2 separate regions of the Homo sapiens genome follow, and region 2 is linked to region 1. Evidence: read pairs that join two places in POLR2A ChIA-PET (ENCODE). Cell type or tissue: PC-9. All regions are shown on one strand. Links, peaks and the distances in the headings refer to the core of each region. The heading gives the core; the rest is flanking DNA.

The links. ChIA-PET counts read pairs that join two places held together with the same protein. Peaks named below come from ENCODE experiments on the same cell type or tissue, not always from the same donor. Only the 100,000 strongest peaks of a DNase experiment are listed, where the experiment ranks them.
Region 2: POLR2A ChIA-PET joins it to region 1 with 9 read pairs; 2 of 35 experiments call an interaction of 5 or more read pairs at or near these places.

The regions. Positions count from the first base shown.
Region 1 is chr17:29,340,659-29,355,818 of GRCh38, reverse strand. It overlaps the pseudogene RPL35AP35. Among named protein-coding and RNA genes, the nearest start is that of TAOK1, 42 kb to the left of the region's middle. In PC-9, for the core only: no CTCF peak of the experiment used is centred there; a DNase peak (open chromatin) is centred at 7,858; H3K27ac peaks cover 389 bases.
Region 2 is chr17:29,394,107-29,409,266 of GRCh38, reverse strand. The region is part of intron 1 of TAOK1 (TAO kinase 1); the gene reads right to left. Among named protein-coding and RNA genes, the nearest start is that of MIR4523, 11 kb to the right of the region's middle. RefSeq lists enhancers at 515-1,014, 7,840-7,909. In PC-9, for the core only: no CTCF peak of the experiment used is centred there; no DNase peak of the experiment used is centred there.

The sequences.
Region 1 (15,160 bases), core at 5,778-9,777:
CAGTTCGTCTATTCCTTTTCAAAGGTCTGTGGTTCTTAACTATTTCAGATTTTAGGCCTCTAAAATTTAGTAAAACTTCTAGGCGGGACCCAGTGGCTCATACCTGTAATCCTAGCACTTTGGGAGGCTGAGGCAGAAGGATCACTTGAGCTCAGGAGTTCGAGACTAGCCCGGACAACATAGCGAGACCTTATCTCTACTAAAAATAATTAAAAAAAAAAAAATAGCTAGGTGTTGTAGTCCCAGCCACTCAGGAGGCTGAGATGGGAGGATTGCCCAGGAGGTTCAGTTTATAGTCAGGAGCTATGATTGTGCCATTGCACTCCAGTCTGAGCAACAGAGACCCTCTCTCAAAACAAACAAAAAATTTTGAGTAGTAGTTCTCAAACCAAGAAGTCTTAAAAACTAATGAGCTTTCGTTTATGTGGAATATGTGTATTATCAATTACTGTACTAGAATTTAAAACTAAATAACAGCAAACTTATTGTACATTAACATAAATATTTTTATGAAAAACAGTTATATTTTCCAAAACAAAAAATATAATGAGAAGGGTGTCAATGTTTTACATTTTTACAAATTTCTTTAACGTCAGCTTTAGCTAATAGATTCTCATGTATGCATCTGCATTCAGTCTGTTGCAATATGTTGTTTTAGTTGAAGGATATGAAGAAAATCTGGCTTCACACAGATATGTAGCTGGAAGAAGTTTTTAGATAGTTTTTTTCTGACCATTGTGGTTATTCTTTGATAGTACATGGAAATGCAACAAGCTGTAATTTCTTTTCATTTTTGAGACGGAGTTTCACCCTGTCCCAGGCTGGAGTGCAGTGGCACAATCTCGGCTTACTGCAACCTCCACCTCCCAGGTTCAAGTGATTCTCCTCTCTTAGCCTCCCGTGTAGCTGGGATTACAGGTGTGCCCCATCACGCCCGGCTAATTTTTTTGTATTTTTAGTAGAGACGGGGTTTCACCATGTTGGCCAGGCTTGTCTTGAACTCCTGACCTTGTGATCCACCTGCCTCAGCCTCCTGAAGTTCTGGGATTACAGGCATGAGCCACCACACCCGGCCAACAAATGGTAATTTCTTAAAGGTTGGTTGCAGCCAGGCACAGTGGTGCGGGTTTATAGTACCAGCTACTCAGGAGGCTGAGGTGGGAGGATTAATTCAGCCCAGGAGTTTGAGTCCAGCCTAGGCAACACAGTGAGATCTGATGTCTTTAAAGAAAAAAAAAAAAAAGTTATTTGCAATGTAGAATCTGAAACATTATTAAATGAACTTTTTGTCCTCTGTTTCATTAAAATCCATTAGGACTGGGTGCAGTGGCTCACACCTATAGTGCTAGCACTTTGGGAGGCCAAGGTGGGCAGATCACTTGAGGTCAAAAGTTCGAGACCAGCCTGGGCAACGTGGTAAAACCCCTGTCTCTACTGAAAAAAATACAAAAATTAGCCAGGCATGGTGGTGAGCACCTGTAATCCCAACTACTCGGGAGGCTGAGGCAGGAGAATTGCTTGAACCCAGGAGGCAGAGGTTGCAGTGAGCTGAGACCTTGCCATTGCACTCCAGCCTGGACAACAAGAGCGAAAGTCCATCTCAAAAAAATAAATAAATAAAATAAAATAAAATAAAATCCACTGGTCTGTCTTTCTCTTTGAATGGATCTTTTACCCATGCATGATTTAATATATGCCCTAGTCATTTGAAAAATATTAATTCCTTGAGATATGCATATCTTCCAAATGTTGACACATTTCATTATATGATGTCCCCCCCCCCAAAAAAAAACACATTTATTATCATCAGGAAAATCTTTAAGTATTGGGACACTGTCAAGCTCATGGTAGTAGATATAAGTTTTCCAAAATTCTAATTTTTGTTTGAAAACTCAAATTTTGTCATTGGCAAGAAACAATATCAGTTTATCAGTTATTTTTCTTGACATGCAAGCTCACTTTCTTCATTATGGGGAAATTTCAGCCAAATACCCAAGTTTTGATAGCCATAGTTTGTCTGTTAGTCGTTTTTTCAGGTAAAAATAGTGGTCAATGAAAAAGGTCAGCTCATAGCTCAATGAATTAGAGAAACGGTTTTCCTCAAGACAACCACCAATCATTCTTTGATATGCAACAGAAGTGCTTCATGCATACATAGCTTGTCATACCAAATAATTAAAAACATGTTCTGAGGGATCTAATAAAACCAATATTTTTTTTCTATTTCATCAAGGATATTCTTTTTTTTTTTTTTTGACAGAGTTTTGCTCTTGTCGCCCAGGCTGGAGTGCAATGGCGCAATCTCAGCTCACTGCAACCTCCACCTCGTGGGTTCAAGCAATTCTCCTGCCTCAGCCTCCCAAGTAGCTGGGATTACAGGCAGCCGCCACCACGACCAGCTAATTTTTGTACTTTTAGTGGAACGGGGTTTCACCGTGTTGGCCAAGCTGGTCTCAAACTCCTAACTTCAAGTGATCTGCCTGCATCGGCCTCCCAAAGTGCTGAGATTACAAGTGTGAGCCACCGCACCTGGCCAAGCATGGACATTTTTAAGACAGAGGTTGCAGTGAACCAAGATGGCACCATTGCACTCCAGCCTGGGCGACAGAGTGAGACTCTGCCTCAAAAAAAAAAAAAAAAAAAAAGTCCATGCTCATGCTCCCCTAGACTAATTAAGTCAGAATATCTAGAGTCCTTGGCATTGATATTTTTAACAGCTCCCTAGGTAATTGTAATGTGCAGTTGAACTTGAGAACTACTATTCTAGACTATTTTCCAGGAACATGTATCTACTCATGGACAGGACATCAGAAAATGGAGGACCACCCCCCACCACCGTAAAAAATTAAATATAAAGAAAGAGAACTGACAAGTCCTCCAAGTAAGAATAGAAAAAGAGTTATTGGTGGCTTTAAAATCTTTATATTCTTTAACCTAGTAATTCTGCTTCCTAAAATTTATCCTAAGAAAAGTAATTTAACAGGAGAGGGAAAAATATATTTGTGAAGACGCGTTATCTTTATAATAGTGAAAATAGGTTTTTAAGCAAGGGTGTTAAATAGTAATAACTATTTCTTAGACAGGTGTGATGATTAAATTAGATGATACATGTAAATTACTTATTGTTCTGCAAAGCACAAAGTACATGCTTAATAAAAGGTGGCTGGCTGGGCCAGATGTGGTGGCTTATGCTTGTAATCCCAGGACTTTGGGAGGCCAAGGTAAGCAGATCACTTGAACGCAGGAGTTCAAGGACAGCCTGGGTAACATGAAGAAACCCTGTCTCTACAAAAAAAAATTAGCCAGGTGTGGTAGCATGCACTTGTAGTCTCAGCTACTTGGGAGGCTAAGGTAGGAAGATCACTTTATCTTAGGAATTTGAGGCTGTAATGAGCTATGATTTTACCATTGCACTTCAGTCCGGGCAATGAGTGAGAGTCTGTCTTAAAACAAACAAACAAACAAAAACGCTGACTGGCCAGTCTAGACTGGTGCTCACACCTATGATCAGCAACATAGTGAGATCTCATCTGTACAAAAAATTTAAAAATTAGGCCAGGTGTGGTGGTTCATGCCTGTAATTCCAGCACTTTGGGAGTCTGAGGTGGGCAGATTTCTTGAGCTTAGGAGTTAGAGACCAGCCTGGCCAACATGGTGAAACTCCTTCTTTACAAAAAAATACAAAAATTAGCCAGGTGTGGTGGTATGCGCCTGTAGTCCCAGTTACTTAGGAGGCTGAGGTGGGAGGATTGCTTGAATCCGGGAGGCGGAGGTTGCAGTGAGCCGAGATAATGCCACTGTACTCTAGCCTGGGTGACAGAGCCAGACCCTGTCTCAAAAATAAATAAATAAATAAACAAATAAATAAATAAAAATTAAAATAAGAATTAAAAATTTTAAAATTAGCCAGGCATAGTGGTGTGCCCCTGTAATCCCAGCTACTCTGGAGGCTAAGGTGGGAGGATCACTTAAGCTTAGGAGTTTGAGGCTGCAGTGAGCTATGATTTTGCCATTGTATTTCAGCCTGGACAAAAGAGGAGGACCCTGTCTCTGAAAAAAAAAAAAAAAAAAAAAAAGGTGGCTGGTGTGTGGAGATGGACAGTAGGGAGGCAAAAGTAGAAGAAGACAAGTTATGAAGCCACTGAAGTAAGCAAGAGTTCATGGTAGCATGGATTAATGGCCAGAAGAGGGAATAAACAAATGACATATACAGTTGGCCCTCCATATCTGTGGGTTCTGCATCCCTGGATTCAACTAACTGTGAATGGAAATTTTTTTTTAATGGATGATTGCATCTGTACTGAACACGTACAGACATTTTTTTTCTTGTCATTACTCTGTAAACAGTGCTTATAAATAACAATTATTTACATTGTATTATATGTACTCTAGAGATAATTTAAAGTATATGGGAGGATATGTGTAGGCGATATGCAAATACTATGCCATTTTGTATGGAGGACTTGAGCATCCATGGATTTTGGTTTCCAAGGGGTACCTGGAATTAGTCCCCCACAGATACCAAGGAACATGGTATATACTTTATCTTTGCTGATGGATTTATTAGGGAATGGAGATTGAGGAAAAGAAAAGAATCAAGGATGACTGTGGCTTTTAGTAACTAAGTGGAAGTAGTGTCATTTACTAAGAATGGGAAAGCTAACGGAAGACCAGGCTTGGAAGAAAATCAAGATTAATAGAGAAGGCCAGGCACAGTGGATCACACCTGTAATCCCAGCACTTTGGGAGGCTGAGATGGGCAGATCACTTGAGGTCAGGAGTTTGAGATCAGCCTGGCCAACATAGTGAAACCTTGTCTCTACTAAAAGTACAGAAATTAGCCTGGTGTGGTGGCGCATTCGCCTGTAATCCGAGCTACTTGGGAGGCTGAGGCAGGAGAATCGCTTGAACCCAGAAGGCAGAGGTTACAGTGAGCCGAGATTATGCCACTGCACTCCAGCCTGGGTGACAGAGCAAGACTGCGTCTCAAAACAAATAAATAAATAAATAGGCGGGCATGGTGGCTCACACCACTGATGGATTGAGACCTTGTCTCAAAAAACAAACCAAAGAACAAAAAAACAGGCTGAGCGCAGTGGCTTATGCCTGTAATCCCAGCACTTTGGGAGGCCGAGGAGGGTGGATCATTTGAGATCAGGAGTTTGAGACCAGCCTGGCCAACCTGGTGAAACCTCGTCTCTACTAAAAATACAAAAAAATTAGCTGGGCTTGGTGGTGCATGTCTGTAATCCCAGCTACTTGGGAGGCTGAGGCAGGAGAGTGGCTTGAACCAGAGAAGTGGAGGTTGAGGTTAAGCTGAGATTGTGCCACTGCACTCCAGCCTGGGTAACAGAGTAAGAGTCCATCTCAAAAAAAAAAAAAAAAAAAAAAAAAAAAAGAAAGAAAAGATTAATAGAGAAGAAAAGAGTGTCCAAAATTACCCTCAAGGAGTAACAGTGCGCTAGATATTTGTTGTGGTTTTAAAATATGTCCACAGAAATCTTTGATACTCCTCCCTTTAAGTGACTGAGTTTAATCCCACTCCTCTTGAGTGTGGGCTGGGCTTAGTGACTTGCTTGTAATGCAAAGAATACAGCAGAAGTGATGGTATTTGAGTTCAGAGACTAGGTCATAAAAGGCATTGCAGCTTCCAATCTATATATTCTACATTGCCTTCACAGTCATCAACCCCAGACCCAAATAATAATAGGTAATTTTTCAGCTCTTAGCTTTTAAGACAGACAGAGAAAAGTTTAGCTACATAACAGACTTTGAAAATGCCATAATTCGGCCAGGCGCAGTGGCTCACACCTGTAATCCCAGCACTTTGGGAGGCCGAGGTGGGCAGATCACGAGGTCAGGAGATCAAGACTACCCTGGCTAACATGGTGAAACCCTGTCTCTACTAAAAATTAAAAAAAAAAAAAAAAATAGCCAGGCGTGGTGGCAGGCGCCTGTAGTCCCAGCTACTCTGGAGGCTGAGGCAGGAGAATGGCGTAAACCCGGGAGGCAGAGCTTGCAGTGAGTCAAGATTGCGCCACTGCACTCCAGCCTGGGCAACAGAGCAAGACTCCGTCTCAAAAACAAAACAAAACAAAACAAAAAACAAAAAAAAAAGAAAATGCCATAAGTCTTCCTCCTGTATAGTGTAACTATTTTCTTCTCTGCCTGGCAAATTCCTTCCCAATCTTTTAGCATAGCTCAAATGTCACTTCCTCTCTGGCTGTGCCAGCATTACTTTACCCTTCTCTGGGCTTCCAAAAACATTTTGTGTATATCCCTTTTATGACACTTACTGTTTTTTACTACTCAGCTTAACAATGTTTATTTAAGACCTACCTATATCACATTTTTTAAAACCACTTTTTACTTCTTTATTTCCAGTTTTTGCATAAAACAAGCACAGTACTATATGGGAAGTCAGAGATTCATTTTATATCTATCTTAGCAAATATGAAGCAGTATTTTAATGTATCACTCAAAACATCTGTGTTTAAATTTGAATCTAAGTTTGGGTGAAAGCAAAGTATAGAAAATGGAAAGAAATCCTTTATCTGTTGCAACCATTGAATTGACTTTGGGATATAGTGATTTCCATTTTATTAAGAGGAAATTATTTTTGAATAGATTTTATAAATCTGTATTTAAGACACGGCCTTTTTTTTTTTTTTTTTTTTTTGCTGGTTTTCCAATAAAGTGTGAAGTGGAGTGATGGCATGTTAAGAGTCTCAAGAATTCCAAAAATCACAGTTTAAAACTGTATCTTTGTATATAGCTAGTTGCAATGCAGACTTGTATTAAGAAACATGGTTATGGCCAGGTGTGGTGGCTTACACCTGTAATCCCAGCACTTTGGGAGGCCGAGGTGGGCCTGACTTGAGGTCAGGAGTTCGAAACCAGCCTGGCCAACATGGTGAAACCCTGTCTCTACTAAAAATACAAAAATTAGCTGGTGTGGTGGTGCATGCCTATAATCCTAGCTACTCAGGAGGCTGAGGCAGGAGAATCGCTTGAATCTGGGAGGTAGAGTTTGCAGTGAGCTGAAATTGCGCCACTGCACTCCAGCCTGGGTGACAGAGTGAGACTCCGTCTTAAAAAAAAAAAAAACAGAAACATGGTTACTATGGTTTTGTATACCAGAACTTATCTGTATCAGTTAGGACTGTATGTTACAAATGGTAGAAAATCCAACTAGAACTGATTTAACAGCAAAAACAACAACAACAAAAAAGACTTTATTATTGCTCATATGCCAGTGAAACAGTTTCTTGCTTCTTCTTGAAAGAAACTTGATCCAGGGTTCAAATGACATCTTCTTCCTTGGTGATGACTCCATTTCTGGGCAGGCTATCCTTTCATGGTGCCAAGCTGGCTGCTAATAGGTCCTGAAGCTATGTACTTCCATCCAGTAGAAAAGAGACTCAATTTCCCTGATAGCTGGAAAAAGTTCCAAAAATTTAATCTTATTAGCATTGAATATCCTTAGTTGGGTCATATGATTACGTTCCTGTTCCTGAACCAATCTGGGAGTGAGAGGAGTTAAAGGAATACGAGATATAGTGATTGGCTTAAGTTGTCATCCAAGAGTTGCATGTGTAGAGGAGGAAAGTGAAAGAGAAAGGGAGATGTATTTCGTCAACCATTACTTTAAAATATGCCTTCCATGGGAGAAATGCCATAATCATCAACCACAATATTTATGGAGCTCCTAATTTTAGAAACAGCTTGAAGATCATTAGACTGATTTTGACTGTGTCTCTTTGCTACAAGGAAATTTATTTATTTATTTATTTTATTTTTTAGAGATAGGATCTCACTCTGTCACCCAGGCTGGAGTGCAGTGATGCAATCATAGCCTCAAGGGATCCTCCCACCACAGTCTCCTGAGTAGCTGGAGCTACTCAGAACTAGAATATTAGGAGTGGAGCTGGAGCTGGTCTTGAAAACTGTACTCTGGTTTACAAGGAAGTTTATTAAGAAAAAAAGATTGGGAGGCTGAGGCGGGCCTCCCAGACATGTGAGGTCAGGAGTTTGAGACCAGCCTGGACAATATGGCGAAACCCTATCTCTACTAAAAAAACACAAAAATTGGGCCTGGCATGGTGGCTCACACCTGTAATCCCAGCACTTTGGGAGGCCGAAGCGGGCAGATCATGAGGTCAGGAGATCGAGATCATCCTGGCTAACATGGTGAAACCCCGTCTTTACTAAAAATACAAAAAATTAGCTGGGCATGGTGGCAGGCACTTGGAGTCCCAGCTACTTGGGAGGCTGAGGCAGGAGAATCGCTTGAACCCGGGAGGCAGAGGTTGCAGTGAGCTGAGATCGTGCCATTGCACTCCAGCCTGGGTGACAGAACGAGACTCCGTCTGAAAAAAAAAAAAAACCAAAAAACAAAAATTGGCAGGGTGCGGTGGCTCACACCTGTAATCCCAGAACTTTGGGAGGCTGAGGCGGGTGGATCACGAGGTCAGGAGTTCAAGACCAGCCTGGCCAAGATGGTGAAACCCCATCTCTACTAAAAATACAAAAATTAGGGGGGCACGGTGGCAGGTGCCTGTAATCTCAGCTACTCAGGAGGCTGAGGCAGGAGAATTGCTTGAACCCAGGTGGCAGAGGTTGCAGAGAGCTGAGATCACGCCACTGCACTCCAGTCTGGGTGATAGAATAGGACTCCATCTCAAAAAAAGAAAAAAAAATAGCCGGGCATTGTGGTGGGCGCCTGTAATCCCAGCTACTTGGGAGGCTGAGGCAGGAGAATCACTTGAACCTGGGAGGCAGAGGTTGCAGTGAGCCGAGATCATGCCATTGCACTCCAGCCTGGGTGACAAGAGCAAAACTCTGTCTCAAAAAAACAAAAAAAGAAGAAAACAAAGAGGGCTAGGTGCTGTAGCTCATACCTGTACCAGCACTTTGGGAGGCCAAGGCAGGAAAATCACTTGAGTCCAGGAGTTAGACCAGCCTGAGCAACACAGGGAGACCCCATCACTACAAAAGAAAAATGAGCTGGGTGTGGTGGCCCATGCCTGTAGTCCCAGATACTTGGGAGGCTGAGGATCACTTGAACCAGGGAGGTTGAGGTTGCAATGCGCTTTGATGGTGCCAGTGCCCTCCAGCCTGTGCGACAGAGTGAGACCTTGTCTCAAACAACAAAAAAACAACAAACAGGGGCCCAGGCGCAGTGGCTCATGCCTGTAATCCCAGCATTTTGGGAAGCCAAGGCGGGGGGATCACCTGAGGTCAGGATCAGCCTGGCCAACATGGTCAGACCAGCCTGGCCAGGTGAGACCAGCCTGGCCAACATGGCGAAACCCCATCTCTACTAAAAATACAAAAATTAGCCTGTCGTGGTGGCACCTGCCTGTAGTCCCAGCTACTCAGGAGGCTGAGGCACAAAAATCTGGGCTTGAACCCGGGAGGTGGAGGTTGCAGTGAGCCAAGATTGCGCCACTGCATTCCAGCCTGGGCAACAGAGCGAGATTCTGTCTCAAAAAAAAAAAAAAATCAAATCAAACTTTAACACTTTAACAGTTCAACAGGTCTGGGCCAACAATATCATCCTCCCCATAAAATCCTTCTAAATTCTAGGCTGGGCGTGGTGGCTCATGCCTGTAATCCCAGCACTTTGGGAGGTCAAGGTGCTTAAAAAATACTTCTAAATTCTAGTAATCCCAGCTACTCAGGAGGCTGAAGCAGGAGAATTCCTTGAACCCGGGAGATGGAGGTTGCGGTGAGCTGAGATTGCGCCATTGCACTCCAGCCTGGGCAGCCTTAATCACCTGCATGCCTTAAGGAAATCACTAAACCTTCTGAAGCTTTCTGTAAAATGAGGATGCTTAATTACCTCATCTCTAACACTATTAGCAAAATAAACATTAATTTTGAAATTTAATGTTTCTTTTTTTTTTTTTTTTGCGATGGAGTTTCGCTCTTGTTGCCCAGGCTGGAGTGCAATGGTGTGATCTCAGCTCACTGCAACCTCCGCCTCCCGGGTTCAAGTGATTCTCCTGCCTCAGCCTCCTGAGTAGCTGGTATTGCAGGCATGCGCCACCACCTCGGCTAATTTTTTTGTATTTTTAGTAGAGATGGGGTTTCTCCATGTTGATCAGGCTGGTCTCGAACTCTCGACCTCAGGTGATCCGCCTACCTCGGCTTCCCAAAGAGCTGGGATTACAGGCGTGAGCCACCGCGCCTGGCCAATTTAATGTTTCTTATACCACATACACTAATTTCAGACAAAAGCTGTGAAACAATAGAATGGTACTTTCTGTGTCTTATATACTTACTTTATAGATCACTGCACCTCCTAATATACACTATGCATTAATTTTGTCTTACATAACATACATGTTTCCCTATGCATTCCCTCATGTCCCCTGCATCTTGGGGATGAGAGATTATGTCATCATTCCTCAGATGCATTTCCAACCACTACACTATCCTCCTTTGCAGTCCATGCTTTCCTCATCTTACCTTTTATCTCTCCTGATCATTGTTTTGTATTGACTTCCAAGACTTGCCTCTACATTTGTTGCAAACTTCGATAATCTGGCTTTTTTTCAACCCGGCATCTGTCATCTTCTGAGTTGTGTAACTTTATTCATGTGGATGAGCCACCTAAGATTCTGTCCTCAACATTTTTTGGCTTATACCATCCCATTATCTTCACTCTTCTAACAATCTGAAATTCCTTATCGTTCCTTCTAGCTCTTTCATTTCCCCACTCCTAATACTCAAGTTCTTTAAGATTATGGAGCTATATATGTATATACACACATTTTTAAAGACAGAGTCTTGCTCCATCACCCAGGCTGAAGTGCAGTGGCGTGATCAGGGTTCACTGCAGCCTCGAGCTCCCAGGTGTAAGCGATTCTCCTACCTCTGCCTCTGGGGTAGCTGAGACTACAGGCACACACCACCACACCTGGCCATCAATCCCCCTCCTGCTTTTCTTTCCTTTTCTATGATGGAGTCCTCCATGGTCTGTGAAGCTCTACTCACAATTCCTTTCTGAGAAAAGTAGGCTGGGGTGGCCATGCTGTATGTTATATAATTGTTAGGGAAACAGGAGTATCAGAGAGCAAGGTTGACACCATTTTAAAATATACTCCATCTTAAAGCTAGCAAGGCACATTCCTCACCAGTTCATGACCCATGGTCACAAGATGTTTACGGCTAAGAAAGCAGCTTAATAATGCCTGCAAGGACAAACTCCTGCAACCACAGAATGTCCAGATGCCCCGATATCACATAACAATATATGCTTTTAAGATGATTATAGTCATGCTTTGATGTACTTACGCACTAAAATGCCAAGGATAACTATCTTTAAATCAACAAAGTAATAAATGTTGTCATGCTGTCAGCCTACCTGCATGTAGACATAGCTTAGCTTTTACATAGATAAGACCTCTATATAAGAAGAGTTTAAAACAAAGCGGCCGGCGCGGTAGCTCATATCTGTAATCCCAGCAGTTTGGGAGGCTGAGGCGGGCAGATCACCTGAGGTCGGGAGTTTGAGACCAGCCTGACCAACATGGAGAAACTCTGTCTCTATTAAAAATATAAAATTAGCCGGGCATGGTGGCGCATGCCTGTAATCCCAGCTACTCAGGAGGCTGAAGCAGGAGAATTGCTTGAACCCGGGAGGCGGAGGTTACGGTGAGCTGAGATCGCGTCATTGCACTCCAGCCTGGGCAACAGGAGCGAAACTCTGTCTCAAAAACAAAACAAAACAAAACAAAGACAGTGCTCATTCCTCCGCTTGCTTTCTAAGGATGCCCTACTCTGTAACTGAGTAGCTTTCTATAAATTATCTCTTCTTGCTGCACTCTGTGACTTGCCTTGAATTCCTTTCTGCATGAGATCCAAGAACCCCTCTTTTAGGGTCTGGGTTGGGACCTTTTTCCAGCATCATCATTGTGTTACCCTGGTTGTGGCTGATTAGATCAGAAATCTATAAAATAGCAGAAGATAAACATTTATAGGCTAAACATAAGGGAAGACCAGAAGTCTTTAATGTGGTCCATATTGGATGAACCTAACTGACTCAATAAGTCCTCTTTTGGGGGAATTTGGATGCAAGTCACAGAAAAATTAATACAAACAGGGAGAAGTAGTAAGTATGTGCAGAAGAGGAGAGAGAGAAACTAGGCAGTAAGAAGCTGAGTTATGAATATGGGAGAATTCCCGGAAAAAGGAGTAAATGGGCATTTACTTCTGAGAGAGTAGAAGCAAACCAGATGATTAGAGCTGACATTAGGGTGAAATTCTATTCAATAGACTAGAACATCTATTGCATCCTATTCTAGGCATGTTTTCGTTTCTCCCTGATGCCTGTCTGTGGAACAAGTTTCCTGGGCTTCCTGCCTTCTACTTCAGTGCCATTATCTTCTACCTCAGACTTTGTGATAACCTGAACTAAGGGTATCTCTGCTTCTTGCCAACTGAAAGAGACTAATGTCCCATCCAGTAATTGATCAGCTCAATTCTTCTTTTGCCAGCACTGTCAACTCTCTCTCTTCCTTGTCCTTCTATTGCAACTGCCTCATAAACTTCCAATTCCAGATGAATCTATCCCTCAATCTCCTCTGCTACTTCATCTGGGCTACTGAAATTTAGTAGGAAAAGGCTGGGCGCGGTGGCTCACGCCTGTAATCCCAGCACTTTGGGAGGCCAAGGTGAGCGGATCACGAGGTCAGGAGATCAAGACCATCCTGGCTAACACAGTGAAACCCCGTCTCTACTAAAAATACAAAAAGTTAGCCGAGCGCGGTGGTGGGCGTCTGTAGTCCCAGCTACTTGGGAGGCTGAGGCAGTAGAATGGTGTGAACCCGGGAGTCAGAGCTTGCAGTGAGCCAAGATCGCGCCACTGCACTCCAGCCTGGGCGACAGAGCGAGACTCCGTCTCAAAAAAAAACAAGAAAGAAATTTAGTAGGAAAAAAATAACATCGCTTTTTGGATTCATACTACCATAAACATATCTGTTCTCATCTGGATACTCCATGGCAAGCAGCAATTCTTACAACATTTTCCTATTCATTTTTGGTTTCTCATTTCCTGAAAAAGTATTCTAAATATTCGCCACTCTACTCAAGTCCCCTAAGTCTCCCACACACCTCCTTCCAGCAAAACTTTATCTTCTACTTCATAAAGAAAGTAGAGGGCCGGGTGCAGTGGCTCATGCCTGTAGTCTCAGCATTTGGGAAGCCACAGCGGGAAGATCGCTTGAGCCCAGGAAGATCGCTCGAGAGCAGCCTGGCCAACACAGTGAGACCTTGTCTCTACAAAAAATAGCCAGGTGTTGTGGCGCTTGTAGTCCCAGCTACTCCAGAGGCCAAGGTGGGAGAATCACTTGAGCCCCAGGATGTCTTATATCCTGCAACTAGAATCACTACAGTAAGCCCAGATTATGCCACTGCACTTCCACCCGGGTGACAGAGTGAGACCTTCTCAAAAAAAAAAAAAAGAAAAAAGAAAAAAGGAAGTAGAGACCACTAGACTCTAAGTTTTTTTTTATTTTTGGCAGAGTTTTGCTCTGTTACCCAGGCTGGAATGCAGTGGCACGATCTCTGCTCACTGCAACCTCTGCCTCCTGGGTTTTAGCGATTCTCCTGCCTCAGCCTCCTGAGTAGCTGGAATTACATGCGCATGCCAACATGCCTGGCTAATTTTTTGTATTTTTAGTAGAGGCAAGGTTTCACCATGTTGGCCAGGCTGGTCTCAAACTCCTGACCTCAAGTGATCTGCCTGCCTCGGTCTCCCAAAGTGCTGGGATTACAAGAGTGAACCACCATGCCTGGCCAGACTCTAAGTTCTGAGAGAGCAAGCGCTTTATCTCATTCATCTCTGAATCTCTAGCACTGGGCTTAGGGCTTGACACATAAATGTTGCCCAATAATCATTTGCTGGATGAATAACATGTTACATCAGTCAGGGATTCCCTCAACTTCTTGCCCTGCCTCTGAACAAATTATCTCTGTCTTACCAGCAGTCTCCATCTTTCTCCCTAGTCTCAAAGGAAAAAGAGTCCTGCCTTCTCTCCAAGCCTATCCATAAGTGCTCTAGAACACATCCTGGTTTGTATTCCAGGCATCATCCCTCCATCCATTTTCAATCTTCTACCTGTCCTCCACCTCCCCTCCCTACTCTTCGCTCCTCTCCACCCTCTTCCCTTCCCCATCCTACCACCCTCCCCCTCTACTTTTCTGCCAGGGCTCTTTCTGGTCTCTATTCTTTTCCATTGATCTATTTGTCTATTTTCTCAGCAATACTACACTGTTTTGATTACTGTAGCTTTATAGTAAGTCTTGAAGTCAGGTAATATCAGTCCTCTGACCTTGTCAGTCTTCTAACTTTGCCTTCTCCTTCAGTATTGTGTTGGCTATAGAATTAGTTTGTTGATATCCATATAATCATTTGCTGGAATTTCGATTGGGATTGTATTGAAATCTATAAATCAAGTTGTGAAGAACTGATGTCTTGATAATTGAGTTTTTCTACCCACAATCATTGAATATCTCCCTATTTATTTGGTTCTTCTTTGATTTTTTAAAATCAGAGTTTTTAGTTTTCCTCATAGATCTTAAACATATTTTGTTAGATTTAAATCAAAATATAGGCCAGGTGCAGTGGTTCATGCCTGTAATCCCAGCACTTTGGGAGGCCAAGGCGGGTGGATTGCTTGAGGTTAGGTGTTGGAGACCAGCCTGACCAACATGGTGAAACCCTGTCTGTACTAAAAATACAAAAAAAAATTAGCCAGGTGTGGTGGCAGGTGCCTGTAATCCCAGCTACTCGGGTGGTTGAGGCAGAAGAATCATTTGATCCCAGGAGGCAGAGATTGTAGTGAGCCAAGATTGCACCACTGCACTCCAGCCTGGGCAACAGAGCAAGACTCTGTCTCAAAAAATATATATATTTATATCAAAATATTTCATTTTGGTTTTTCCTGCCATCTTGGATCCTGCTGGGAACAAGACTTCTAAAAGAAAATATGTCTGGAAGCTGTGGTCCAAGGCCATTTTTGCTGGCTATAAGCAGGGTCTCCGGAACAGAGAGCACACAACTTTCCTTAAAATTGACGGTGTTTATGCCCGAGATGAAACAGAATTCTATTTGGGCAAGAGATGTGCTTATGTATACAAAGCAAAGAACAAC
Region 2 (15,160 bases), core at 3,812-7,811, 55 kb before region 1:
TTCATAATAGCCAAAAACTGGAAATAATTCAATTATCAATCAACAGGTGAACATAAACAGTGATATATCCAAACACTGGACTATTACTAAGCAATAAAAAGAAATGAACTAATGAAACACGCAACATAGATAAATATCACAGCTATTATGCCAAGAGAAAGAAGCAAAACACAAAATTTCATACTGTATAATTCCATTTCTATGAAACTCTAGAAAAGACTAATCTCATATACAGCAATAGAAATCACATCAGAGGCCTGGTGTGATGGCTCATGCCTGTAATCCCAGCATCTTGGGAGGCTGAGGCGGGTGGACTGCCTGAGTTCAGGAGTTCGAGACCAGCCTGGGCAATACAGTGAAACCCCGTCTCTACTAAAATACAAAAAATTAGCCAGGCGTGGTGGCATGCACCTGTAATCCCAGCTACTTGGGAGGCTGAGGCAGGAGAATTGCTTGAACCCAGGAGGTGGAGGTTGCAGTGAGCGAAGACTGTGCCACTGCATTCCAGCCTAGGTGACACAGTGAGACTCCATCTCCAAAAAAATAAAAAAAAAAGAAAGAAATCACATCAGCGGCTGCACAGGAATAAGACTGAAAAGAGACTGCAAAGGGGCCTAGGAAATTTTGGGGGGAAGTAAAAATTACTCTATTATTAAAGTGATTGTTACAGCCACTGATCTGTACATTAAAAATTTGTGAAATTATTGCAAATAAATTAAAGCTTGGTAAAATTGATTGAAAAAACGTTATGGGCCAGGCGCAGTGGCTCATGCCTGTAATCTCAACAGTTTGGGAGGCCAAAGCAAGCGGATCACTCGAGGTCAGGAGTTTGAGACCTGCCTGGGCAACACGGCGAAACCCCATCTCTAAAAAATTAGCCAGGTGTGGTGGCACACTCCTGTAGTCCCATCTACTTGGGAGGCTGAGGTGAGAGGATAGCTTGAGCCCCGGAGGCAGACGTTGGGGTGTGCTGAGATTGCGCCACTGCACTCCAGCCCTGGGGGACACAGCAAGATCCTGTGTCTCAAAAAAAAAAAAAAAAAACCTTATGGCCAGGTGCAGTGGCACACACCTGTAATACCACCACTTTGGGAGGCTGAGGCAGGAGTATCACTTGAGCTCAGGAGTTTGAGACCAGCCTAGGCAATATGGCAAGGCTAGGGAAGGATCAAGTCTGACTCATTTCTGTATCCTGGCACAGAATCTAGAAAATCTCTACAAAAAATCAAAACATTGGTCAGGAATGAATGGCAGCATGCTCCTGCAGTTCCAGCTATTTGGGAGGCTGAGGCAAGAGGATCACTTAAGCCCAAGAGTTCGAGGCTGCAGCGCATGCCACTGCACTCCAGCAGCCTGGGTGACAGAGCCAGACTCTGCCTCAGAAACAAAACTAAACAAAACATGTTATTAACATTGAAATAGGTAGGTAAATAAGGAGAAACTTTTGCAAAAGATTAAGAAGATGAGTTCAATTTAGATATGTTCACCCCAACGTGTCTTCAAAAAGAGTAAGATACCTCAGTTGGGCATTGTGGCTCATGCCTGTAATCCCAGCACTTTGGGAGGCCAAGGCAGGCGGACTGCTTGAGCCCAGGAGTTCGAGACCAGCCTGGGGAACATGACGAAACCCCATCTCTACAAAAAATAAAAAAATTAGCCAGGTGTAATGGTGGGCACCTGTAGTCCCAGGTACTAGGGAGGCTGAGGGGGGAGGATCACCTGAACTTGGGGAGGTCAAGGTTGCAGTGAGCCATGATTGTGCCCCTGCACTCCAGCCTGGGTGACAGAGTGAGACTCTGTCTCAAAAAAATATAAAAATAAAAAAAGATTATCTCCGTCAGGCAATTGGGTATAAAGGATGGAGTTAGGGAGGCAGCAGGAAGAGAGGGAGACAGAGAAGAGCATTGTGTTGAGAGACACCTACTGTTAAAAGCAGTAAGAAAGAACAACCAGTAAAATACAAATTTTAAGAAGGAAGACAGTCAGACATGGTGTCTCATGCCTGTAATCCCAGCACTTTGGGAGGCCAAAGCAGGAGAGTGGCTTAAGGCCAGGAGTTCAAGACCAGCCTACACAACACAGCAAGTCCCCATTCCTGTATGTGCCTATAGTCAGTCCTAGTTCCTCAGGAGGCTAAGATGGGAAGATCACTTGAGCCCAGGAGTTCAAGACTGAAGTGAGCTATGATGGCACCACTACCCTCCTGCCTGGGCAAAAGAGCAAGACCCTGTATCTAAAAAAAGAAAGAACTGTAAGAGGTACTAGGAATGTTCTCTATCTTGTTCTTTGTGATGGTTACATGAACATACACATCTGTAAAAATTCAACAGGCTTACACTTCATATTTATGCACTTTGCTGCATTAATTATACCTCAAACAGTTTTAAAAAAAGAAAAATGGCTAAGCATGGTAGCTCACACCTGTAATGCCAGTACTTTGGGAGGCCGAGGTGTGAGGATCACTTTAGCCCGGGAGTTCAAGACCAGCCTAGGCAACATGGAGAAACCCTGTCACTACAAAAATTAGCTGGCCATGGTGGTGTATGCCAGTAGTCTCCCAGCTGCTTAGTTGGGGGGGTGGGTAGTGCACTCCTGTGGTCTCAGCTGCTTGGGAACCTGAGGTGGGAGGACTGCTTGGGCCAGGGAGGTCAAGCAAGGCTACAGTGAGCCGTGATTGTGCCATTGCACTTCAGTCTGGGCAAAACAGTGAGATCCAGTCTCAAAAAAGAAAAAAGAAAAGAAAAAAGATATGGCCCAAAAGTACCTTTTCAGCTTCATTTTACCAAATACCCATCCCAAATCACATAAATAACCTATAGCCACATATGATCAGTAATCACCCTCTTCAATATTGATCATTCATGCTCTCAGGTATATAATACCCTTTGTACTTTTATTTTTTTTTCAAGACCCATATAAAATCTCACTCCCTCAGGAGTCACTACTCCTAAACACCCCTTAACTCTACCTGTATAACAGTTAAATAAATGGTTCTCAATCAGGTGATTTTGCTCCCTAGGGGACATTTGGTAATACCTGAAACATTTTTTGATCATCACAACCAGGGGTGACGCTACTGGCATCTAATGGGTAAAAGCCAGTGATGCTGCAAAATATGCTATAATGCATAGCACAGATCCCCCCAACAATGAATTATCCTACCCAAAATGTCAATACTACCACGGTTGGGAAACCCTGCACTACACTATTGTATGTATTTACTTGCAAGCCTGTATCCCTACTAAACTACAAAATGGGAGGGATCAAGTCTTACTGATTTCTGTATACTGGCACAGTATCTACAAAATAACACACCAAAAAAATGTATTAATAAATACAGATGTGTCATTACTGAACCTATTTTAATAACCACACTGCCTAGAATGCTGCACTCAAAAAATATAAGAAATACGTATGTCATTGCTGAATCTTACTTTGATATGAAAGCTACATAACTTACTGGCTAAACTGGTTGTCTTTTTTTTTCTGAGATGGAGTCTCACTCTGTCTCACAGGCTGGAGTAGAGAGGTTCGATGTCGGCTCACTGCAAACTCCGCCTCCCAGGTTCAAGCAATTCTCCTACCTCTGCCTCCCGAGTAGCTGGGATTACAGGCGAGAGCCACCACACCCAGCTAATTTTTGCATTTTTAGTAGAGACGGGGTTTCACCATATTGGCCAGGCTGGTCTCAAACTCCTGACCTCAGGTGATCCGCCCACCTCGGCCTCCCAAAATGCTGGGATTACAGGCATGAGCCACCACTCCTGGCCTAAACTTGTGGTCTTTAAAAGCAAATTCCATCAATCACTATCTTGACTTGGTGTTTTCATAGTACATACCAACAAATTACAAATTATAACTATGTGAATATCTCAAAAGAGTATTAAACTGAAATTTATTTCCAAATTTACTGCAGCATGAGTAAACCAACTGGCTTAATGACTGTGCTCTGAAAGCATTTTTAAAAGGACACTGTTTCAGCAGGGCAAGGTGGCTCACGCCTGTAATCCCAGCACTCTGGGAGGCCAAGGCGGGTGTATCACCTGAGGTCACGAGTTTGAGACTAGCCTGACCAACATGGTGAAACCCCATCTCTACTAAAAATATATATATACAAAAATAAGCTGGGCCTGGTGGCACATGCCTGTAATCTCAGCTACTTGGGAGGCTGAGGCAGGAGAATCACTTGAACCTGGGAGGTGGAGGTTGCGGTGAGCCGAGATCATGCCATTGCGCTCCAGCCTGGGCAACAAGAGCAAAACTCCATCTCAAAACAAAGGACACTGTTTCAAAAATTTTTTGAACTCATATCATAGTGCCATTTGAATAAAATAGAGTAAAATAATGGATACTAAAATCTTGGCTATCATTCCACCTAACTTGAATCTAATAAAATTTATGTTAAAATACAGAATGGTAGTGTATTTTAACATATTGTCAAAAAATTAAACAGTTTTTACTTACCTATTTATTTATTTAGACACAGGGTCTCACTGTTGCCCAAGCTGGAATGCAGTAGCACAACCATGGCTCACTGTAACTCCATCCTCCTAGGTTCCAGCAATCCTCCTGCCTCAGCCTCCTGAGTAGCTGGGACCACAGGCACATGCCACCGTACTTGGCTAATTTTTTATTTTTAGTAGAGATGAGGCCTTACTATGTTGCCAGGCTGGTCTTGAGTTCCTGGGCTCAAGCGATCCCCTTGTCTCAGTCTCCCAAAGTGCTGGGATTACAGGCGGAAGATATCATGCCTAGCCAAAAGTTTTTATATCATAGTTATTTTACTTATTTTAGCAAATATTTCAGGCCAGGTGTGGTGGCTCATGCCTGTAATCCTGACACCTTGGGAGATTGAGCTGGGTGGATCACTTGAGTCCAGCAATCCAAGACCAGCCTGGGCAACACGGTGAAGCCGTCTCTACTAAAAATACAAAAAATTCGCTGGGTGTGGTAGCACAGGGCTGTAGTCCTAGCTACTTGTGGGGCTGAGGCAGGAGGATCACTTGAGCCCAGGAGGTCAAGACTGCAGTGAGCTGTGATCCTACCACTGCACTCCAGTCTGGAGTCCTACAACAGGTTCTTAAAAGAGTAAGACCCTGTCTCAAAAACAAAACAAAACAAAACAAAATCCCCCCCCACACACACACAGAAATATTTCATATCTCAACACTGTTTTATTTTTTACATGCCCAGCCAACTTTTTTATTCTTGATTAAAGATTAATGGCATTATTTTATAGAACTAGACATTCACACATAAAACACAAAAATACTTTTTCACTACCTAAGCTGAAGATAAAATGATCTTTTAATTACTCCATTTTCAAATTATTTGTACTTTTCTAGAGAATTAAAAAATCATTATCACTAATAACGACATGTCAAAGTAAAGAATCTAGGCCAGGCATGGTGGCTCACACCTGTAATCCCAGCACTTTGGGAGGCTGACGTATGAGGACTGCTTCGGTGTAAGAGGTCAGGGCTGCAGTGAGCTGTGATTGTGCCACTACACTCCAGCCTGGGTGACAGAGCAAGACCCTGTCTGAAAAGAAACACAAAAAACAAAAAAGAATCTGAAAGTGAGCACATTATATTGCCCCTCTGGGACTCAAAACTCTAATTCCAGTAAATAAAACCAACTGAAATACCATACTCCTATCAAGTAATGAGCCCTATAAAACATCATCATCATCTACCATTTATGCAGCAGGAGATTACTTAAATACTATATATTAAATAAAACAACATATACTATACAAAGTTTCTGTACAACAAGGAAGAGCAAAGTTTCCTTATCAAGTACAATCAAGGATATGGATGGTTTTGGCAAAAAGACAAAGCTTTTCCAATTTTCAGTAACCCTAAATTCCCCAAGTCTAAAAACGGAAAAACCTTGACCTTGTTTAGTAATGCTGTTCATCAACCTTTTCTGAAACCTCTTTCTCAGCCTCAATGGGAATAAATTGTAACAAATCAATCCAAAATACAAACTAGAGGTTTGTAACTACTACCATGAGTGAATTAAAAACATCAACTAAAACATAAATATTATGGTTAGATGTAACACATTGCAGCACACTGATTTTTTTTTTTTTTTTTTTTTTTTTGAGACAAAATCTTGCCCTGTCACCCAGGCTGGAGTGCAATGGCACAATCTTGGCTCACTGCAACCTCCACCTCCCAGGTTGAAGCAGTTCTCCTGCCTCAGGCTCCCTAGTAGCTGGGATTGCAGGTGCCCGCCACCATGCACGGCTAATTTTGTTTTTTTTTTTTTGAGACTAAGTTTTGCTCTGTCTTGATCTCTTGACCTTGTGATCTGCCCACTTCGGCCTCCCAAAGTGCTGGGCTTACAGGCGTAAGCCACTGCGCCGGGCCTAATTTTTTTGTATTTTTAGTAGAGACAGGGTTTCAGCATGTTGGCCAGGCTGGTTTTGAACTCGTGACCTCAAGTGATCCACCCACCTCGGCCTCCCAAAGTGCTAGGATTAAAGACATGACCCATCACGTCTGGCCTGGCATTTTTAAAATATACTTAATATACTTAATTAGTCACATAATAATTTTATGAACAGACGTATTTCAATTAAATCAAATCTATATATGTCCCCAAATAAAATAAAAATAAAAGATATTTTCTTAATATCCTCCAAATAAAAAGTTTTCAACCAGGCATGGTGGCTCACACCTGTAATCCCAGCACTTTCGGAGGCTGAGGCAGGCAGATTGCTTGAGCTCAGGAGTTCGAGACCAGCTTGGGCAATGTGACAAAACCTAATCTCTACAAAAAATACAAAAGAATTAGTCAGGTATGGTGGCGCATGACTGTAGTCTCAGCTACTTGGTAGGCTGAGGTAAAAGGATCACCTGAGCCCGGGAAGTAGAGGCACAGTGAGCCATCATTGTGTGCCACTGGACTCTAGCATAGGGAAGGGGACTGAGACCGTCTTAAAAAAATTAAATAGAAAGTCTTCTTTTTTTAAAATTCTGCAATTCATGAGAAACTGCACTCACACATAGTGTGTGACATTAGATATCTGATAACACGTTCCTTAATACAAAAACCTCAGAAGTTACCATGATTATCCAAAACTACTGGTACCCTGCCCAGGACCTTTTAGGCAAAGTCCTTGCTATCTCCTAAGCTTTGAAACCTAGGAAAGGTAAATATACCCAATATAACGACTAAATAGACTACAGATGAATCAGTAGAGATTGAAGGAGAGTTGTTGAAAGAAAAAGGAAAAAGCAAACTAAAACAAGCATACTTCAGAGACAGAAGATTAGAAGTAAAAGGGATGAGGTAAAAAAAGAAATTTTAGTTCAGGCACAGTGGCTCACGCTTATAATTCTAGCACTTTGGGAGGCCAAGGTGGGCAGATCACCTGAGGCCAGGAGTCAAGACCAGCCTGGCCAACATGGCGAAACCCCGTCTCAAACAAAAAGAACAAAAAGTACAAAAATTAGCCAGGCGTGGTGGCACAGCTACTCAGGAGGCTGAGGTGGGAGGATTGCTTGAGCCCAAGAGGCAGAGGTTTCAGCAAGCCATGATCACCCCACTGCACTCCAGCCTCCCAACAGAGTAAAACCCTGTCTCAAAAAAAAAAAGAGAAGAAAAAGAAAGTGATATGGTTTGGCTCTGTGTCCCTACCCAAATCTCATGTTAAATTGTAATCTCCAAAGTTGGGGGAGGGACCTGGTGGAAATGATTGGATCATTGGGGTGGATTTCCCCCTTGCTGTTCTAGTTGATAGTGAGTTCTCAAGAGCTACTGTTGTTGGAAAGTGGAAAGTTTGTAGCACTTCCCCCTTCACTCGCTTGCGTGTCCACACACATGCACACTCTCCCTCTCTCTCCTGCCAACCATGGGAAAATATGCCCACTTCCACTTCCGCTATGATTGTAAGTTTTCTGAAGCCTCCCCAGATGCAGATGCCTGTATAGCCCACAGAACCGTGAGCACATTAAACCTATTTTCTTTATAAATTACCCAGTCTCAGGTATGTCTTTATAACAGTGTAACTGGGTACCCAGAACATATAAAAATGTGGCAAACTGCTGAGCACAATAGCTTACACCTGTAATACCAGCACTTTGGGAGGCCAAGGCAAGAGGATAACTTAAGATCAGGAATTTGAGACCATCCTGGGCAACATAGCAAGACCCTGTCTGCACAAAAAAATTTTTTCAAAAATTAGCCGGGTGTGGTGGTGCACACCTGTAGTCGCAGTTACTCAGGAGGCTGAGGTGGGAGGATCACTTGAGCCAGGAGGTGGAGGCCGCAGTGAACTATGATCACACCACTGCGTTCCAGCCTGGGCAACAGAGCAAGACCCTGGCATCAAAAAAAAAAAAAAAAAAAAAAAGAGGCAAACAAAAGTTTCCCATAATAATGTTTACCCTTACTTTATGCACCACACTGACACTCCCCATTACTTTTTAAAATTGTTATTGTGACTCACTAAATTGAATTTACAAGCCATTAATGGATCACAAACTAAAGTTTGAAAGCACTGGCTTAGAGGAACTAAAAATTATGGGAAAGTCCTTGCTTTCCTATGATTATCTAGCTTGAGAAAACTATTCAGAAGGTGGAATTCTCCCAGGGCTGAAATACTGTCTTATCTGGCACATAATAATCACTTAAAGTTTGTTGAATTAATACATTTTGGAACGTAAGGCACTTTCAAGGTAAGGACATACCTACAAAAGATACCTAAATAAAAATGCGTAGAAGAGCATGGGTACTCTGAATCCCTTCAAAGACAGGGATGGTAAAAAGAGCTCCAGGAGGTAGAAGAGGGATACCAAATTTTTCTTAAATAAACAAAGTAAGTACTGGAAAAGAAATGTCATTTGTTGTTTTTTTTTTTTTTTTTTGAGACGGAGTTTTGCTCTTGTCTCCCAGGCTGGAGTGCAATGGCGCGATCTCGGCTCATTGCAACCTCTGCCTGGTTCAAGTGATTCTCCTGCCTCAGCCTCCCAAGTAGCTGGGATTACAGGCGCCCACTACCACACCCAGCTAATTTTTGTGTTTTTAGTAAAGACGGGGTTTCACCACTTTGGCCAGGATGGTCTTGAACTCCTGACCTCAAGCAATCCACCCACCTCGGCCTCCCAAAGTGCTGAGATTACAGGCCTGAGCCACCACGCCCGGCCTGAAATGTCATTTCTTAAGACAGGCTTTATATCCAGCAAAGGAAAAAGAAAACCTGTGATAAATTAAAAACTCCCATCAGAGGTGGGCACAGTGGCTCCTGTGTATAATCTCACCACTTTGGGAGAACAAGGCAGAAGGATCACTTAAACTCAGAAGATCAAGACCAACCTGGGCAACATAGTGAGATCTCGTCTGTACTAAAAATAAAAAAAAATTAGCCAGGTGTGGTGGTGCACGCCTGTAGTCCTAGCTGCTGAGGTGGCTGAGGTGAGAGGATCGCTAAGTCCAGAAGATTGAGGCTGTAGTGAACTTTGATCTCACCACTGCACTCCAGCCTGAGTGACAGAGCGAGAATCTATCCCAAAGAAAGAAAAAAACTCCCATTAAGTACTACACAGTAGTCCATTATAGGTGCAAAAAGTTACTAAGCTACCTTGATATTCTAACTATTTCTTTCAAAAATGTATGTCAGACTCCAGATATATAAATCCAATATCACCAGGCGCAGTGGCTCACGCCTGTAATCCCAGCACTTTGGGAGGCCAAGGCGGGCAGATCACGAGGTCAGGAGATCAAGACCATCCTGGCTAACACGGTGAAACCCCGTCTCTAATAAAAATACAAAAATTTAGCCAGGCATAGTGGCGGGCGCCTGTAGTCCCAGCTACTTGGGAGGCTGAGGCAGGAGAATGGCATGAACAGGGCAGGCAGAGGTTGCAGCGAGCCGAGATTGTGCCACTGCACTCCATCCTGGGCAACAGAGCGAGACTCCGTCTCAAAATAAATAAATAAAAATAAATCCAATATCAAATCAAAATTATATAATGCAACTCATCCTTAAATATTAGACTCTCCCCAGCACTTTGGGAGGCTGAGGCAGGTGGAACCACTTGAGCTCAGGAGTTCGATACCAGACCAGGCAACATGGCAAAACCCCATCTCCACAAAAAATACAAAAATTAGCCAGGCAGTGGCATTTGCCTGTAGTCCTAGCTACTTGGAGGGCAAAGGTGGGTGGATCACTTGAGCCTGGGAGGTCAAGGCTGCAGGCAGCCGAGATCGTGCCACTGCACTCCAGTCTGGGTGACAGGAGTGAGACCCTGTCTCAAAAAAAAAAAAAAAAAAATTATCTCAATGTACTCATAAACATTTATATTAGGCAGCTAGTGTGTGATAGCCAACAATTTATTGAGTGTTAGCATGTATCAGGCAGTAAGTTAAGTACTTAGCAAGCATTATCCTATTTAAACAACCCAGTATATACTATCTTCACATTAACGGGTGTGGTGGCTCATGCCCGCCTGTAATCCCAGCACTTTGGGAGGCCAAGGTGGGTGGATCACCTGAGGTCAGGAGTTCAAGACCAGCCTGGCCAACATGGTGAAACCCTGTCTCTACTAAAAAAACAAAAACATTAGCCAGGCATGGTGGCACATGCCTATAATCCCAGCTACCCGGGAGGCTGAGGCAGGAGAATCACTTGAACCTGGGAGGCTGAGGTTGCAGTTAGCCGAGATCACGCCATTGCACTCCAGCCTGGGCAACAAGAGCAAAACTCCATCTCTAAAAAAGAAAAGAAAAGAGAAAAGAAAAGAAAAGAAAAGAAGCCTGGCGCAGTGGTTCACATCTGTAATCCCAACACTTTGGGAGGCCAAGGCAGGCGATCACCTGAGGTCACGAGTTCATGACCAGCCTGACCAACATGGAGAAACCCCGTCTCTACTAAAAATACAAAAAATTAGCTGGGCATGGTGGCGCATACCTGTAATCCCAGCTGTTGGGAGGCTGAGGCAGGAGAATCGCTTGAACCTGGGAGGCAGGGGTTGCAGTGAGCGAGATCATGCCATTGCACTCCAGCCTGGGCAACAAGAGCAAAATTCCGTCTCAAAAAAAAAGAAAAGAAAAGGTGAGGCATAAATAGTTAAATAAAGAAGTTACCACAGGCCTGGTACTGTGGCTCATGCCTGTAATCCCAGCTCTTTGGGATGCTGAGGAGGGAGGACTGCCTGAGCCCCCATGAGTTTGAGACCAGATTGGGCAACATAGAGACCCCGTTTCTCGAAAAAAACTTTAAAATAAGCCAAGTATGGTGGCATAGGCCTGCAGTCTCAGCTACTCACGGCTTCGGCCCTGAAGGTAGAGGCTGCTATGGGCCATGACTGTGCCACTGCACTCCCACCTGGGTGACACAGCAAGACCCCATCTCAAAAAAACAAAAACTGAAAAAGTTACACATTTACACTAGTAAATGGTGACATACATATATATATATACACATATATATACATGTATATACATATATACATACATGAATATACATATATACACACGAATATACATGTATACATATATACATACGTGTATATATACGTGTATATATGTATATACATACATGTATATTCATGTATGCATACATGAATATACATGTATACATGTATACATGTATCATACATGAATATACATATATACATGTATACATGTATATATATATATATATTTTTTTGGGGGGGGACGGAATCTCACTCTGTTGCCCAGGCTGGAGTGCAATGGCACGATCTCGGCTCACTGCAACCTCCGCCTGCTGAGTTCAAGCAACTCTCCTGCCTCAACTTCCTGAGTAGCTGAGACTACAGGTGCGCGCCACCATGCCCGGCTAATTTTTTGTATTTTTAGTAGAGACAGGGTTTCACCATGCTGGCCAGGCTGGTCTCGAACTCCTGACCTTGTGTTCTGCCCACCTTGGCCTCCCAAAGTGCTGAGATTACAGGCGTGAGCCACGGCACCCAGCCATTTTTTAACTTTTTTATTATTTTCTTGAGACAGAGTCTCACTCTGTCACCCAGGCTGGAATGCAGTGGCACGATCTTGGCTCACTGCAACCACTGCCTCCCAGGTTCAAATGATTCTCCTGCCTCAGCCTCCCGAGTAGCTGGGACTACAGACAAGTGCCACCACGCCCGGCTAATTTTTGTATTTTTAGTAGAGACGAGGTTTCGCCACGTTGGCCAGGCTCGTCTGCAACTCCTGACCTCAGGTGATCCACCCGCCTCAGCCTCCCAAAGTGCTGGGATTACAGGCGTGAGCCACCATGCCCAGCCCTTTTTTTTTTTTTTTTTTTTTGAGACAGAGTTGTACTCTGTTGCCCAGCTAGAGTGCAGTGGCACAATCTCAGCTCACTGCAACCACTACCTCCCAAGTTCCAGCGATTCTCCTGCCTCAGCCTCCCAAGTAGCTGGGATTACAGGCACACGCCACCACGCCCAGCTAATTTTTTGTATTTTTAGTAGAGACGGGTTTCCTCCACATTGGCCAGGCTGGTCTTGAACTCCTGACCTAAAGTGATCTACGGTCTCCCAAAGTGCTAGGATTACAGGCGTGAGCCACCACGCCCAGCCAACATTAATATATAGTAAGTGCCAATTTTATTATTGGTAGCTGCAAACCAGAAAGTTTTGTTCCATCCTATTATTTGATAATATTTCTCAGAAACTAAACTTTGAATGTCTTTCTAAATGTTACAGTAATTCATCTACTTCTAAACCTGCATAAAACTATTTGATCAAATAATTTTATCAAAAGGAAAAATTAGCCCCTTCTCAGCTTTAAAGATAAATTAGACGGTAATTAAGTGCCATTATATTTAAATAACAACCTACAGCATAACGGTCACTGGCATTTTTAGGAGGCTGCAGTATATCTATTATGCAAGGCACTTAATAATTTATACTTTTACTTACTTTATTTACATGCCAGGTACTTAACATTTTAAAAACTCTTCCAACTTTTATAGGATACTTAATTTTGTCATCAAAAAGGTATAGCCTTAGACTGTATTTTAGAACAAAAAGTCTGCTTCTGGCACAAATAGACTGATACAGAAATAACTGTTACCATATGATGACAGAAACGTCCCAGCTGAAAATAATTGCTGCTAGTCCCTCCACACAACTTTTTAATTCATGTAGATTTTTAGAAGGTATGAGACATCTTTAATGAAATTAAACATCAATTTTTATTACTAAAAACTAAAATACTTTAAGAATGGAATGAACTAATACAGGTTGTATCCTCTCATATTTTATAATAGGAAAACCTGAAGAATAATTTTTAAAATCCAACCATTAATAGTAAGTACGGAAATCGGGCCGGGTGCAGTGGCTCATGTCTGTAATCTCAGCACTTTGGGAGGCCAAGGCAGGTAGATAGCTGGAGCTGAGGAGTTCAAGACCAGCCTGGGCAACATGGCAAAACCCCATCTCTACAAAAAAAAAAAAAAAAAAAAAAAATTAGCCAGACGTGGTGGCATGTACCTGTAGTGCCAGCTACTTGGGAGGTTGATGTGGGAAGAGCACTTGAACCCGGGAGGCTGAGGCTGCAATACGCTGTGATCACGCTATTGCATTCCAACCTGGGCGACACAGCAAAAACCCTGTCTCAAATTCAAAAAAAAAAAAAAAAAAAAAAGTACACATACCTAAAGGCAGGTGAGCATATGTTGGTACTCTGCTTAATGAACATCTCAATTTTATGCGAAACTTTACTAGAGAAATAAAACTTTTTTATTTGTTTCGTTTTGTTTTGAGATGGAGTCTTGTTCTGCCGCCCAGGCTGTCAGGCAGTGGCGCCATCTCAACTCACTGTAACCTCCACCTCCTGGGTTCAAGTGATTCTCCTGCCTCAGCCTCCCCAGTAGCTGGGGTTACAGGCACCCACCACCATGCCTAGCTAATTTGTTTTATTTTTGTAGAGACAGGGTCTCTCTTTGTTGGCCAGGCTGGTTTCGAACTCTTGACCTCAGGTGATCCGCCCACCTTGGCCTCCCAAAGTGCTGGAATTACAGGCTTGAGCCACCACACAGGCTTTTGTTTTTAGACAGTCTCACTCTGTCACCCAGGCTAGAGTGCGGTGGCATGATCACAACTCACTGCAGCCTCCATCTTCTGGGCTCAAGCAATCCTCCCACCTCAGCCTGCCAGGTAGTTAGAACAAGCACGCACCATCACGCCCCACTAATATTTTCATTTTTTATCTTTTGGAGACAGGGTCTCACTATGTTGCCCAGGCTGGCCTCAAACTCCTAGGCTCAAGTGATCCTCCAGCCTCAGCCCCCAGCATGCTGGGATTATAGGCATAAACCACCATGCCTAGCCCATGCTAATTAAAAAAAAAATTTGTTTTTGTAGAGACAGGGTCATGCTATGTTGCCCAGGCTGCTCTTGAACTCCTGGCCTCAAGCAATCCTCCCACCTCAGCCTCCCAAAGCGCTGGCATTACAGGCCTGAGCCACTTTGCCCAGCCCAGAAATAACACTTTTTTGAAGGGATTCGTTCACATATGATCCTCATCCAAACAGCAACCCTCAACTAATATGTACCAAAAATGCTCCTCATTTCTAAAAGATTAAATTAGTATGAGTGCAATTAATTGTTATAAGTAACAGAGACTAGTGAAAACAAAACAGAGATACAAATGAAAAATTAAGTGATTTTAATATACAAATAAGCCAAATGCAAAACACAGACTTTATTTCCAGGTGAAAGACACGAAAGACAGATTGATCTCAACTCTAATTTCAATGCCAACAACTGACCCCTAGATATCTTCTGGATTTACTAAATATTCATGTCTATTAAGAACTGGCAAATTTGCCGGGCACGGTGGCTCAAGCCTGTAATCCCAGCACTCTGGGAGGCTGAGGCGGGCAGATCACAAGGTCAGGAGATCGAGACCATCCTGGCTAACACAGTGAAACCCCGTCTCTACTAAAAATACAAAAAATTAGCTGGGCTTGGTGGCAGGCGCCTGTAGTCCCAGCTACTCAGGAGGCTGAGGCAGGAGACTGGCGTAAACCCAGGAGGTGGAACTTGCAGTGAGCCGAGATCGTGCCACTGCACTCCAGCCTGGGCGACAGAGCAAGACTCCGTCTCAAAAAAAAAAAAAAAAAAAAAAAAAAAAAAAAACTGGCAAATTATTAAAATAAATCATACTCATGGTTAGTTATGAG